2 separate regions of the Homo sapiens genome follow, and region 1 is linked to region 2. A link is a loop called in an ENCODE intact Hi-C map of the cell type or tissue named here. Cell type or tissue: endothelial cell of umbilical vein. All regions are shown on one strand. Each heading gives the region's core, and the rest is flanking DNA. Links, peaks and the distances in the headings are about the cores only. Region 1 has its middle 110 kb from the start of LINC02554. Region 2 has its middle 140 kb from the start of CPMER.

Region 1 (2,885 bases), core at 386-2,885, 160 kb before region 2:
AAGCTACTAAGCTTCTTTGCCCCATCACTCTGATTGGGGGCAAACTGTGGCCCATTCCATAGATTAGAAATGGTGGGATCAATTCCAGGGCCTATATGGAAGCTTCTAACTCAGACCCATGAGGCTGGGCATCTTCAAAAGAAGAAGCTACACATTACTCATATTTTACAGCTTCTTGCCCACCCCACCTCTATGCCTGGGCAGGACACACCCTGCTGTAAATTGATCCATGTTGGTAATAATAATAATAATAATATGAGCTAGGAAACCAAGCAGTTCTTACCTGCTCCATGCACTTTACATGTATTCCTTCATTTAACCCTTGCAAACTTAGCATAGTGGCTGGCACACAGTAAAAGCTCAATAAATGTTTGCTGAATATATGAATGAATGAATCAATGAACAAGGCGAGTCTCTTTACTCTGGCCCAGTGCTGGGATTCAGACAGACCCGGGCTCAAATTCTTGCACTGCCACTTACCAATCGGTTCCCTTGGTCAAGTCACTTCCCTTCTTGGAGATTTTAGTTTTCCTGTCGATAAAGTAGGCGTGATGATATCTTCCTATCAGGTTGATGTGAGATTTCAATGAAGCTCCGCATACAAAATGCTTGCATGACACCTAGGGTGGCCCAGAGTAGAAACAAAAGGTTTTTGTTATTGCTATTGTTGTGGATGATGTCATTGTCTCCATCTGTCCACTCGGCTTGCAGTTATGGGTCAGGAATTCAGAGACCAGAGGTCACACATTGGTGATCTGGAGACCTTGTCCAGCTCCCAGATGTATTTTGTTTGGCTAATACAGCACTTCATTGATTTTTTTAAAAAAATCTAATTAGTTGCCAATATTTAGAGATGGGGAGATTTCGCGTAAAATACACTTTGGGGTCTCTCTTGGAATTTCAGATGTTTGGACCACATGAGAATTATATTCACCCAGAGCAGCTGGGCTTTGCTAGAGCTGAGAAGAACCCACTCCCTTATTTATTTATTTAGTTATTTATTTATTATTTTTTGAGACAGAGTCTCACTCTGTTACCCAGGCTGGAGTGCAGTGGCATAATCTTGGCTCACTGCAACTTCCACCTCCTGGGTTCAAGCAATTCTCCTGCCTCAGCTTCCAGAGTAGCTGGGATTACTGTCGTGTGACACCACACCCGGCTAATATTTGTATTTTTAGTAGAGATGGGTTTCACTATGTTGCCCAAGCTGGTCTTGAACTCTTGGACTCAAGTGATCCTCCTGCCTTAGCCTCCCAAAGTGCTGAAATTACAGGCACCCGCCCCTTTAGAAAGGGTATGAGCTCCCATTCTGCCCCAGTCCCCGCCGCTCCCTGTTGCCTCACTCTTGGCCAGCTCCATTCATTTACGTAGTTTGCCTACCACTGGAGTATTTTCCATCTGGAAGCCCTGCTCTAGATTTTCTCTTCCATGAGATCCACCAAGAAAGCTCCAAGTCACAGTTAGCCAAATGGAGTTAAACAAGAAGAAGAAAAACACACACCTCACAGTGATGGTGTGGCCACTTCTCCCAATTTCACAGCCTGGGCCCAGAATGGAGTCGGCACATCCCCTTCAAAGCTCCATCATTCTGAGGATGCTGAATGCCACTTTCCCACCCATGCCCACTGGGGAAGCCCACAGAAAGCCCCCTAAATAGCCCTGATCCCTCCAGGAAAGGGGAGGGCACACCGAGAAAATGGCTCCCATCTGACCAGCCTGGGCACAGCTTCTTGACTCTAATTGGGGATGTGGTAATTAGATGATGGCAAAGTACACCCCAGGCTCAGCTTTCAGCCCCAGGTCCCACCAACAGGCCATCCCACTTGGAAAGTTTGCCTGACATTCCTGAGCCGGGCCGCCTTGCCAAAGAAAACTCAAGCGAGGCTTGTCTTGGCATGGACTCAACCCCTAGCCTCAGCAGGAAAACCAAAAACATTTACACAGCTGGGCCTGCGACGCCCGCTTCCCTCAAGAGTTTGTCAGGGCTTGGATGGCTCGGTAGACTCGGGGGGCACTTCTGAAGGGGACTGTGTTCCCGAGCACGGCCAGGCATCGCCAGCCAGACAGAAAACACCACGGCCACCCCCGGGAGGTGGGAAAGAAGACGCAAGAAAACACGCTCTGGGGAGCCGGAGAGGGGCTACCTGGGGACTGGGTTTTCATCTATTCGTTGATCACTGCACGCCTCCCCCCTCCAGCTGCAACCACATCTGCACGGGTCGTCCTGGCCAGCTCACCACCCGACCTGTGCGTGTTGGCCAAAAAACAATCCAAAGAAGCTGCTTATGGCACGCGGAGCGCCTGGGGCCCCATGCTGACAGCTCTAAAGGACCGCCTCTTCACCGCTCTCTCTTTGCACTCAACTTCCCCATCTCTTTTCCTGGCCGCCTTTCCATGGCATTCTCCGAAGCTCTTCACATTCTCTGTCCTGGGGGCACCCCAATGAGGCCCATTTGGCCTCCTGGTTCTGAATGTCAGGGACTATGAACAGGAAGTCCTGGAGCCAGTGGTTCAAAGCCAGGAGCTCAAACACATTGGTGAACACACTGGGGGTTGCCAAATTATCTGCTAAGTCCCTCGTGAATCCCTCTGGTCCCTCCATCCCAGTGGTCCCCACTGCAGTCCAGGCCACCATCGGTGCAGTGGTGACTGCAGCAGCCTCCTCTCAAACCCTCCCACCTCCACTCCTGCCCTCAGAGTCCATTCTCTGAGCTAAGGATAGCACAACCTTTATTATTCTCTCAATTATAAAACATTTAAAAACTACAGCAAAATGCAGAAAATATGACTTTGCATAATTGAATGATTCACTATCAAGCAAATACCCATGTAACCACCAGCCAGCGCAAGAAACAACCTAAAGCACTTTCTCTTTTTTCTTTTTC
Region 2 (2,910 bases), core at 123-2,622:
TACGGGGCACTATAATGCAATGTCCTTGCCGTTGACCCCAAGCCTCTGAAATCTGGACTGGGGAGTCTGGGGTGAAACAGACCAAAGCCCGGGGTTTGGGAGAAGTAAATGTTATATTTGGGGGCACTGGTATTTGGACCAACTGGATGCGTCTCAGAAAAAATTCCATTTTGTTCATCAGTAACCCCAGAGAAAAATGTCTTAGGGCAAAAAGGAAATGTCAGAACAGGCCTGCTAGCAAGAAGACAGAACAATCTTTTCATTCCTGTGTTCCGCTACATGCTGCCGATGAAGAAGCTGGTTAAGTTAAATATGAGACATTTCCAGCCAAGATTTGTAGGAGCCGGTTTCCAAGCTCAATTTTGCCACTGACTCTCAGTGTGATACGAACCTTAGTTTCCCCATCAGCAAATTGAGAACTAAAGATATCTTTAAGATTCCTTTCCATTTTAAATGTGTTCAGTCCCCAAGACACCCTCGAGAGGCCAACCTGGCCTGGCTGTCCCCATTGCACGCAGTGGAAACTAAGGCTCAGGAAGGGCAGAGGGCTAGCCCCCAGTCTCGTGGTAGCTTCAAACTGGACTCAGCCTTAGAATTCCTGCTTGGACCACAAAATTCAGCTCTCGTGGCAAACTGCCCCCCGCACCATGAGAGCCCAGCAACCTTGCAGAGCAATGGGTCCCTTTCAAGGGTCTGGCTCCTCTTAGCCTGGGGCCGGATGGTGTCACGGAGACATCTGGGGGCAGTCTGGCAACCCCCTCAGCCTCTGGGTCTCTGAGACATCCTGGGCCGTGGCGCACATCTGGCTAGTTGGCCGGAACCACAGCAAACATCTGTGGGAAGGGAGGGAAGGGAGGAAGGAAGCTGGTGCTCCCAGGGTCTGAGGGACAGAGTCCTGGCCCTGCTCCAGATAGCCAGGTAAGCACTTTGGCTTCAGGTTTTGGAATGTGTCTATGAGTCAGTGCATGCACACACATGGTATACGTGTGTGTACGTGTGTTCGTGTAAGCACTGTGTCCATCGTGTGTTGTATGTGCATGCATGTTGCATATGCATATGTGTTCTTGTGCTGCATCCATGTCTTTGTGTGTATGTTGTCTGTGTGTTTGCATGCACACATGTATTGTGTCCGTGCTTGCTTGTGTGTACATACATGGATAGGTGGATGTGTCTAGGTGTATGTAACAGGGATGTATAGCAGCAAAGACTGAGCTTGAATTCCAGGCCCACCACTTCCTGGCTGTGTGACCCTGAACCAGTTAGTGTACCTCTCTGGGTCACTAACAATAGCACCCACCCCATTCAGCTCATGAGGCTTTGGGGAGCTAACCCATGAAGACCAATGAACACTGGCCCACAGCAAAAGCTGCATAACTGGCTGCGATTATTCCGCTTCTTTTCCTGCCGGCTGCGTCTCTGGGTGCCGCAAAGATCCAGCCATCAGGGCCGGCTGCTTGTTGATGGGCCTGCATGCCGCCCCCCGTAAATTCAGGAATCGCCTGCCGCAGGAATGCCATATTTCTATCATCTCCCAGACAGCGTCAGCCTTCTCTGAGCTGTTTCCCTTTGGCTCACAGCCAGGTTTAAGAGTTTTACGAAAATTCCCAAGACCTTTAGCCGTCTCGACTTGAGAAGACAGGGCTGCTGGGCTGGGGAGAAAATGAGAGGCTACTGAAGGCAGGAAGCAGGCTGCATTCCTGGTCCCAAGGAGGTACGGCTGGCGGGAGGCTCAGAAAGCCCAGGACATTCTTCTCCAAGTTAAAAATACGCAGCACGTCAGCTGCAGCAAAGGCCTCTGCAACCTAAATCTATTCCAGAAAGCGGAAAGGTACAGCAGCATAGATGTTTCAGGCTAAGAGGAAAAGAAGGCCGTTCGGTCCCAACACTGAAGGCTCCCAGCCAACCTGTGTCCTCCGCACCGTCACCCCTGACAGCGGTGTTCCTTCCACCAAGTCCGCGCGTCCTTAGCGACATTCTCCAATGCACAGCACCCAGATCTGGGGTTCAAATCCCAGCTCCACCCCTTACTGTGTGTCCTCTGGAGACTTGCTCTACCTCTCTGAGCCTCAGTCCTTTCAACTTTAAAATAGGAACAAGAAGGCATTCCTTAAGAGGTGCGCTGAGGGTTAACAGAGATGGTGTCTGTGAAGCGGAGCCTGGTCTCCTTCCAAACTCAGGCAGGGCCTACCCCTGGGTGAGCTCCGCCTCTCCTGACATACACACTTGTTTGAGGGGCAGGGAATGCCCCAGGCTCGGGAGTCAGGAGGTCTCAGCTGTGTTTGCTGTGTGGCTTTAGGCAAATCACTGAACTTTTCTGTGTGACACTCCCATTTCCCCACCCATGAAATAAGATGGTTGAACTGGATCAGTAAATCCCAAAAAGAGGTTTAAACACCCCAGTGGCTGGGAGATGGTGGTACACAGGCATAAAACTTTTTGTTTTTAATTCTCAAATATTTATTTTTATGTGTATTAAAAATATCATCACTTCCAATTTGGGATGTCATGGATATTGTTGCTAAGGCTGAGGCTAAAATCTTTTTTAAGTGAGTTAGTGTAAAGTGGATTTAAAGAATGACGTTGGGTTAATAATGGGGCAAAAACTACCTAGGTGGCCATGAAAGACCGAGACTGGGGGATATTCCACAGAGAAGGTAATCTCAACCCCTGGCTTCTCTCCTTCTTGGTTTTGATATTATAAGTAAGGACCTGGCACAGTGGCTCATGCCTGGAATCCCAGCACTTTGGGAGACCAAGGCAGGAGGATAACTTGAGGCCAGGAATTTGAGACCAGCCTGGGCAACATAGTGAGACTGCATCTCTACAAAAAATTTTAAAAATAGCCAGGTGTGATGATGTGTGCCTGCAGTCCCGGCTACTCAGGAGGCTGAGGCAGGAGGATCACTAGAG

Evidence for each region. Peaks named below come from ENCODE experiments on the same cell type or tissue, not always from the same donor. Only the 100,000 strongest peaks of a DNase experiment are listed, where the experiment ranks them.
Region 1: it touches region 2 in a loop (14-fold over the local background); 4 of 110 quality-filtered maps call a loop at or near these places.

What each region holds. Positions count from the first base shown.
Region 1 is chr22:27,418,993-27,421,877 of GRCh38, forward strand. No RefSeq gene overlaps it. Among named protein-coding and RNA genes, the nearest start is that of LINC02554, 110 kb to the left of the region's middle. In endothelial cell of umbilical vein, for the core only: no CTCF peak of the experiment used is centred there; DNase peaks (open chromatin) are centred at 659 and 1,889; H3K27ac peaks cover 2,483 bases.
Region 2 is chr22:27,575,739-27,578,648 of GRCh38, forward strand. No RefSeq gene overlaps it. Among named protein-coding and RNA genes, the nearest start is that of CPMER, 140 kb to the right of the region's middle. RefSeq lists enhancers at 201-701, 702-1,202. In endothelial cell of umbilical vein, for the core only: no CTCF peak of the experiment used is centred there; a DNase peak (open chromatin) is centred at 1,603; H3K27ac peaks cover 1,091 bases.